2 separate regions of the Homo sapiens genome follow, and region 2 is linked to region 1. Evidence: chromatin contacts called from ENCODE Hi-C or POLR2A ChIA-PET data. All regions are on one chromosome and are shown on one strand. Each heading gives the region's core, a stretch centred on a gene start or an enhancer-like site at or near the end of the contact. The rest is flanking DNA. Distances are from core to core; before and after follow the strand shown. Region 1 holds the start of LINC02966 (long intergenic non-protein coding RNA 2966). Region 2 overlaps PSD4 (pleckstrin and Sec7 domain containing 4).

The links. A loop is a pair of places that touch in the nucleus more often than their neighbours do. ChIA-PET counts read pairs that join two places held with the same protein, here RNA polymerase II (POLR2A). Pooled maps may share reads with other maps.
Region 2: a loop to region 1 is called in a map of mammary epithelial cell, with 4 times the contacts of the local background. The contact joins the enhancer-like site here to the promoter of LINC02966 in region 1. A Hi-C loop is called at or near these places in 1 of 168 maps with a recorded cell type or tissue (mammary epithelial cell) and 4 of 50 pooled maps. POLR2A ChIA-PET finds 5 or more read pairs at or near these places in 1 of 52 experiments (MCF 10A).

What each region holds. Positions count from the first base shown.
Region 1 is chr2:113,323,312-113,327,524 of GRCh38, forward strand. LINC02966 (long intergenic non-protein coding RNA 2966) reads left to right here and starts at 1,727. Exons shown (of 4, transcript NR_183358.1): 1 at 1,727-2,242. It overlaps LOC105373567 (a long non-coding RNA gene), which reads right to left and starts at 2,008. Exons shown (of 3, transcript XR_923223.4): 1 at 1,927-2,008.
Region 2 is chr2:113,197,572-113,201,437 of GRCh38, forward strand. PSD4 (pleckstrin and Sec7 domain containing 4) reads left to right here. Exons shown (of 17, transcript NM_012455.3): 13 at 1-63; 14 at 176-342; 15 at 1,169-1,313; 16 at 1,512-1,655; 17 at 3,587-3,866. The coding sequence ends at 3,844. Among named protein-coding and RNA genes, the nearest start is that of PSD4, 26 kb to the left of the region's middle. RefSeq lists a silencer at 1,618-1,907. Within about 2 kb of position 1,625, at least 24 of the 41 ENCODE cell types and tissues checked have a DNase peak (open chromatin) inside an H3K27ac peak, as active enhancers do; they include mammary epithelial cell, where a contact is called at or near this core.

The sequences.
Region 1 (4,213 bases), core at 477-2,976:
CAGGAATCATGGGTTTGGGTCTCTGCCATTCCTAACTCCCTGGTGCCTCAGGCATCGACGGGCAGGATGCCTGGAGGCCATGGGCTGCAGCGGAAGGAACACATGCTTTGGAGACAGATTGCTCTGGATTCAACCCCTGGTTTGATCACTTCCTGCCTGTGATTTTGTGTCTCAGTTGCCCTTTCCATAAAATGGAATAACAGCTTTTTTTTAGTCATAAGTTGTGAATAAGTGAATGCATATTCACAATATCAAATGACTTATTCATTTCATGAGCTCAACATGTGCCAGCACTGTGCCAGGATAGTTCTGTGGGCCATGCAGACAAGGTCCCTGTCCTCATGCAGTTTACTTTGGTGCCCAGCACAACATAGGCCCCTAAAAGCACCACTTCATTCCTCCCATCTGTAAAGTTACCTGATTTCTGTCCTGCAGTGCCTGGCTCCATGCCAGTAATCAGGAAGGAGAAAGGGGTGAATCAGAGAAGCAGAACCTCAAACTTTGTTCTGAGCCCACAGTTTCTGAGCTAAGCAGGAGCCAGAGGTCAGCAGGGTGAGGCTGGGGGCTGGGGACCAAAGAGGAGGGTTGGCACGTCATATTCCTCCTTATCTGACTGCCCTTGCACCAGAGCCCAGAGAGTTTGACAATGATGATCTCAGTAGTGTTCAAAGCTTCCCGAGGGAGGCCAACAGCAAAGCAGAAAGCACTGGAGTGTGCTTGTGTTGACAGCTGCCGGATCAGAGGGCCTGGCTTGGGATCACAGGCTGCGGGGGTGGTGAAGCAGTGTGCAGATTCTGAAGCCTGGCACCCCCACCCGGGGCCCCAGGAGCCAGGTTCACCCACACAGAAACTCAAGGGAGGCTGCGTTTCCTAATCAACAGCCTGCACCGTGTGGTAGATGCTTTTCCTGTGGGTCATCTCTTTAAATTCTCCCAAGCCTGAAAAGAGAGATTATTGTTCCCATTTTCGAGATCAGAAAACTGAGGCTCAGAAGAGTGAAGTAGCCTGCTTAAGAACGCATGTCTTCATCATAATAGTTGGTATGCAGGTTTCCCTCCCTGTCTCCATCACACACACACACACACACACACACACACACACACACACACACACACACTGCAATGACTGTCTCTCTAGGCCGGCTAACAGTGGACCAAGATGAGCCCATCCTTGCCTGCATCCTGCATCAGTCCACCGGGAGCAGGCAGCAGGGATAAGGATGGGGAGGACGTGGTCAAGGAGTCGGACTACAGGCACCCCTGTGGCTCAGGGCATAGAGGGGGCTCAGGACACATGGAGCACCCCCTCGCCCACATTCCTTTTCCGGGTCTGCCTCTCTACCAGACATCTCTCCTTCCTCCTTTTTTGCATCCTCTTTGGATTCATTTTCTCCTCTCCTTTTATTTCCCCTTCTCTGCTTCCTGATTCACCCCTTGCTGTCTTTTCCAGTCTTTTCCGTTCCTCTCTTCAGTCTCTCCCTCTCCCTTTGCTTCCTTTCTCTGGACTCCCCTGGCTCCTTCTCCCTTTCTCATCCTCCCTCGTGTTTTCCTCTCTTTGTCTCTTCGATCTCCTTCCCTCCTTTTCCGTTTGTCTCTCCCTGGCCTGCGCCCCTCCCCGCCGCTCGCAGCCTCCCGCGCGCTCCTCCCTCGGCGCCGCCAACCCTCCCTCCGCCCCCTCGGCCCCGCCCTCCCCTCGCCAGTCTCCCCCTCCCCTCTCCGCTCTCGCTCTCCGTGATTTATTACTTGCCCTGCTGCTTCTGACAAACTATTTGTAGGAAAATGAGATTTGGTCCGCGCTGGATGGCTCCTCTGGGAGGCAGGCGTGGGGGTCGGGTGTCGGAGGCCCCGTGCGCCCCCCCACCCCCCACCAGAGCCCACGGCGCTCACGGAGCTCTTTAAGATAAATGAGCAAAATTAAGAGACTCACTGGGGGAAGAAAACACTGGATGGGAGCGAGCGAGAGCGGATGGTACTTGGTTTCCTCCCAGAAATGCATCCACGTGCGCCCCACTGGGGCCTCCCCCATCTGCTGCAGACTCCAGGGAACTTCCTCCCCTCAAAGACGAACTTCCAGCCCTGGAGCATGTTTCTTCCTTTCCTGGGATGTGGCGCTGAAAAGGGCAGAAACCTCTAGTAAGGCACAAGCAACAGATTGGGGGTGGAGCAGCAGGTCTCTTTGGAGGTGGCCTGGAAGAAACCGGACAGAGAGGATGGGAAGGGGAGAAACAGAAGAGTGTGACGAGGTGGGTGTCCAAGGGCAATGGGACAGGCAGTCCGGGTGGGAGAGTGGACCTGAGGAAGTAGCTGCAGGCCCAGACTACTTCAGCCACACCCTGATCCCCTGGGACCCTCAGGGCACAGGAGGCAGTGCTGGCTCCAACCTCAGTCCAAGGAGCTGTGGAAGCCTCAGAGGTCCTTGGCAGAGATGAGCCCTCAATTCTCACCTCAAAGGCAGCGATTGAAGTTTTCTCTTGTTTGGGTGGCAGAACTATAAGTTGTCAGAGGGCAGGTAGTGGGTCTTTGGTTTTTCTGCAGTGCCACAGGGCTAGCTTACCTTAGAGGCCATAAGTATTATTTGTTGAGATGCATGAATACAAGAATGTCTTATAAGCTCTAGGCTCAATTTTCAACTCCCACAGATGTGCAATGAAAACAATTTTCCAGACTACTTTTTTTCCCTCTTATTTTGAAAGCAATACACTTATTTTTTCCATCAAACATTAAGACAACAGAGATAAGCAACATAGAAGAAAATAATAATCACCTGTTATTCTACTACGAACAATTTGGAATTTATCTTAAGTCTCAAAATATATATGTATTAAAACACAAGGTCATATTGTAAACATTGTTTTGACCTGCTTTATTTCATTCGATGTTAAATTGTAAATACCTTTTTTTTTTTTTTTTTTTTTTTTTGAGATGGAGTCTCGCTCTGTCGCCCAGGCTGGAGTGCAGTGGCGCGATCTCGGTTCACTGCAGGCTCCGCCTCCCGGGTTCACGCCATTCTACTGCCTCAGCCTCCTGAGTAGCTGGGACTACAGGGGCCCGCCATCTCGCCCGGCTAATTTTTTGTATTTTTAGTAGAGACGGGGTTTCACCATGTTAGCCAGGATGGTCTCGATCTCCTGACCTCGTGATCCGCCCGCCTCGGCCTCCCAAAGTGCTGGGATTACAGGCGTGAGCCACCGCGCCCGGTCCCTTTTTATATCATGTTAAATATTTCTTCTAAAACAAAATTTTAAGTTGTTACAGTGATTTTTTATAGGTTTGTATGCTCTATGGATGATTTTTTTTAACAAGGCACATATTTTTGTTCATTTTGATTGTTTCTAAATTTTTGCTATTATCAAGATTTCCTAACTTTTGCATTATTCAGATTTTTTTTTTTTTTTTTTTTTTTTAGACGGAGTCTTGCACTGTTGCCCAGGCTAGAGTGCAGTGGCGTGATCTCCTCTCACTGCAAGCTCCGCCTCCTGGGTTCACGCCATTCTCCTGCCTCAGCCTCCCAAGTAGCTGGGACCACAGGTGCCTGCCACCACACCCGGCTCATTTTTTGTATTTTTAGTAGAGATCGGGTTTCACCGTGTTAGCCAGGATGGTCTTGATCTCCTTACTTCGTGATCCGCCCACCTTGGCCTCCCAAAGTGCTGGGATTACAGGTGTGAGCCACCGCACCTGGCCTAGATCATCCCATTTTTATCATAGTCAGTGTCTTAGTCTGTTTTGTGTTGCTGTAACACAATACCACAGCCTAAGAAATTTATAAAGAAAATTTTTTTTGTTCTTACTCTTCTGGAGGCTGGGAAATCCAAGGTTGGGGGCTGCATCTGGTGAGGACCTTCTTGCTGTATCATCCTAGCCGGGAAGGAGGAAGGGGAAAAGAGCAGGAAGGAGCAAGAGAGAAAGCAGGGCAGACTCATCCCTTTTATCAGAAACCTGCTCCATCAATAACTAACTCCCATGATAACACCATTAATCCATTAACGAGGACAGAGCCCAATAACCCTTAAATATCCATCCTCTTAACACTGTTGCATTGGAGATTAAGTTACCAACATTTGAACTCTGGGGGACACATTCAGACCATAGCAGTCAGTTATAAAAGCGTGATTTATGCTTTTTCCTAGTTTCATAAGCATAAGATGTGACATATTTTAATAGCTGACAATTCTACAGGGCCTGATCTGAGTTCCTAGCCTAGATCAGCCTTT
Region 2 (3,866 bases), core at 375-2,874, 130 kb before region 1:
GGCAAGCGTGGCTGGAAGATGTTCCACACCTTACTGCGAGGGATGGTTCTCTACTTCCTGAAGGTAGGAAAGGAGCCAACACCCCTGTCAGAATGGGAGACTGAGAGAGGCCCAGAACAGTCTGGAGGGTGGGCAGCTGATGATAACCTCTTCTCTGAGCCCCTGTGACTGGTAGCAGGGAGAAGACCACTGTCTGGAGGGGGAGAGCTTGGTGGGGCAGATGGTGGATGAGCCCGTGGGGGTGCACCACTCGCTGGCCACCCCCGCCACGCATTACACCAAGAAGCCGCACGTCTTCCAGCTGCGCACGGCTGACTGGCGCCTCTACCTCTTCCAGGCACCGTAAGTCCCTGGGGTGGGAGACTGTGGCAAGGCCTTGCCCTGCCCTAGTTCTCTCTCCCCTGACCCTGCTGACACCTGAGGCTTGTGGGCCCCAGGGGGTCCTGGTGGGAATGGCCGTATGATCAGAAATTCTTAGAAAGCGGCAGCAGGAAGAGGAGCTGGGGACCAGGGATGAAGCCCAGGCATCGCCTACTTCCTCCCCATCCTTGGCCAACTTTGCCAGCACAGTATGCCTTTTCCTTGTCAGTGGGATAAAGCCTCCCAGTTCAGAACACAGGATTCCGGGAAGTTGCTAATGATTGACCATATCTGGCATTTGTTATGAAATCTGTCACCTTCTCAGATTGTCCTCTTTATTTTTTATTGTTTATTTTTGAGACAGAGTCTCGCTCTGTCGTCCTGGCTGGAGTGCAGTGACTCTCACCTCGGCTCACTGCAACCGCCGCCTCCCGGGTTCAAGCGATTCTCATGCCTGAGCCTCCCGAGTAGCTGGGATTAAAGGCGGGCGCCACCGCGCCTGGCTAATTTGTGTATTTTTAGTAGAGACGGGGTTTCACCCTGTTGACCAGGCTGGTCTCGAACTCCTGACCTCAGGTGATCCGCCTGCCAAGGCGTTGCCACCGCACCGGGCCTCCAAATTTTCCTCTTTATTGATAAGAAATGCCACGGTCAGAGGTCGGGTGCCCGGCTAGTGGCAGGGCTGTAACTATGGGAGGCTGAGTTCTGAGCAGCTGGCCAGCTGTGCAAGCAGCCACAGGAGGGGGCGGGAGGAGGGTGACAGGACGGACTCTGTGTCCCCGGGGACCAACGACCTCCTTTGCCCCAGCACTGCCAAGGAGATGAGCTCCTGGATCGCGCGCATCAACTTGGCTGCGGCCACGCACTCCGCGCCGCCCTTCCCCGCCGCTGTGGGCTCCCAGCGCAGATTCGTGCGGCCCATCCTGCCCGTGGGCCCCGCCCAGAGCTCCCTGGTACGGCCTCCGGGAAGGGGTGGGGTCCGGCGGAACTGGGAATGTGCACCTGGAGCCCCAGGACTAACTCGGGGAGGCTGGAGGCGGGCTGCGCACTTGGCCTGGGAACCGAGGCGGCCAGGGGGGCGGCGCGCCCGGGCCCGGAAAGCGGCGGAGGGGACGCCCGGGACAGCGCCCCTCACCGCCCGCTGCTCGCAGGAGGAGCAGCATCGATCCCACGAGAACTGCCTGGACGCTGCCGCGGACGACCTGCTGGATCTACAGAGGAACCTGCCGGAGCGGCGGGGCCGTGGCCGCGAGCTGGAGGAGCACCGCCTGCGGAAGGAGTACCTGGAGTACGAGGTGAGCGGCCGAGCCCACCTCCCCGCCGCTGCGCAGCGCCCTCTCCGCCCTCTCGTGGCCGCCTCGGTCCCTGCAGCCGTCACTGCCCTGACCGCGCCGGGGCGGGGAGAGGCGCTTGCGTGCGGGCGGGGCCCGCGTGCGCCGTCTGCAAAGGGGCGGGGGCTCCCACATGGACACCCGCGTGCACGGGCGTGCACAAAGAGTGTGTGTCCCCACGCACTTAGGCCTGTCGCCTCTCGTCCTGGGGGCACATAGCAGCTGCTTGTCTGGAAACACCCATAGCAGATGTTATTTTACAGTTTTCTTTTCTCCTAAGAGTATATTTGGCTTTTCCCAAGTTGAAGGGAAAACTGTATTTCAGCTCAACTGTTCCTTCTAATACCTACCAAATATTAATAGGTAGTATGGATGGAGCTTGTCTTCCTTGCATGGATTGTCTCATTCAATTAACAGCTCTGGGTAGGTCCTGTTATCCTCATTTTACAGATGAGGAAACTGAGGCACAGAGAAATTAAACTACTCTTCCAAATCTGGTAAATTTACATGCTGCTCTAAATGCCCCGTTTATGGTCTTAACTAAGAAATGACCGTGTTTTTTTGTTTTTGTTTTTGTTTTTGAGACAAAGTCTCGCTCTGTCGCCCAGGCTGGAGTGCAGTGGCTCGATCTCAGCTCCCTGCAACCTCCGCCTCCCAGGTTCAAGCGATTCTCCTGCCTCAGCCTCCCGAGTAGCTGGGATTACAGGTGTGAGCCACCACACCTGGATAAGTTTTGTATTTTTAGTAGAGACAGGGGTTCACCATGTTGGCAAAGCTGGACTTGAACTCCTGGCCTCAAGTGGTCTGCCTGCCTCAGCCTTCCAAAGTGCTGGGATTACAGGTGTGATCCACTGCCCCGGCCAGTAATGACTTTGTTGACTCTACAGCCCATGTTGAAATGTTTTATCCCTTAGTCTCCCCCAACCCTCACCCATCCACCCACACTCCCCAATTCTGCTTTGGTGTGACGTCAGTTCATCTGGGATCCTAACACTGGGTGCCTGCTTCAGGGATCCTGGGTGCCTGCTTAGGGTGAGGGCCCACTGGGCAGGAAGGGTAGGTGAATGCAATGTGAAAATAGAGGGAATCAGAGGCCACCCAGAGGCAGAGACCAGGAAGTGGGAGTCAACATCGCCTCCTGCCTGTCCCCGCTGTGCCCGCATGCAGCCCTCTGCCTGTCTTTCAAGGTCCCAGGCTATCCCTTGGCTTGTTGGTTGTATCCATGGCTGTGAACTCCCCACTTCTCAGAGGCCTCAGGGTGTGGCTGTGAGGACCCAACCTCTTCCTCCCACTGACCAGCTGGGACCTTTAACAAGTCACCAGCCCTCCCTTCCGCAATGATTTGTCCCCTCCCAGGGCTGGCATGAGGATCCAATGGGATGGAGGGTGAGGAAGCACTTTGTAAACTGGAAACCATATCCCAAGGATGCTAGCTGCAGGGGCCTCAGGAGTACAGTGTTAAGTAGATGAGGGTAGTTAGCATCATGCTCCACAGATGCCAATTGTTAAAATGCTATTTAGACCCAATTAGGGCTGTACAGATGTGAGCTGTTTGTGTGTAGGGCTGCAAAGATCTCAGGCATAGTGGGTGACACATCTTTTAGTGCCTCAAAGATGGAACATGGCATAGAGATGTTAGTTACAGCACTCCAAGGGGTTGGTTATTATTAGAACAGGGCTGGGCTGATATGTGTCATTATAATACTATCCAGAGGTGTGCTCTGCAGTCTGCTTATCCAAGCATTATACTGACACTCACGGTTGGTCCAGCCCTCTTTCTGTCGAGGTCTGTATCGCCATAGCTTCATGTACCTGTGAGCTGTCCCTCACGATTCTAGCCTCCTCCCAACCTGGAGCCAGGATGGTGCTAAGGTGGTGGGGCCTGTGTGTTGCAGAAAACCCGCTACGAGACCTACGTGCAGCTGCTGGTGGCCCGCCTGCACTGCCCCTCTGATGCTCTGGACCTGTGGGAGGAGCAGCTGGGGAGGGAAGCTGGAGGCACTCGGGAGCCCAAGCTCAGCCTGAAGAAGTCCCACTCGAGCCCGTCCCTGCACCAGGATGAGGCTCCCACCACGGCCAAGGTGAAGCGCAACATCTCAGAGCGCAGAACCTACCGGAAGATCATCCCTAAGCGGAACCGCAATCAGCTGTGAAGCCAGCACCACCTCAGAGACA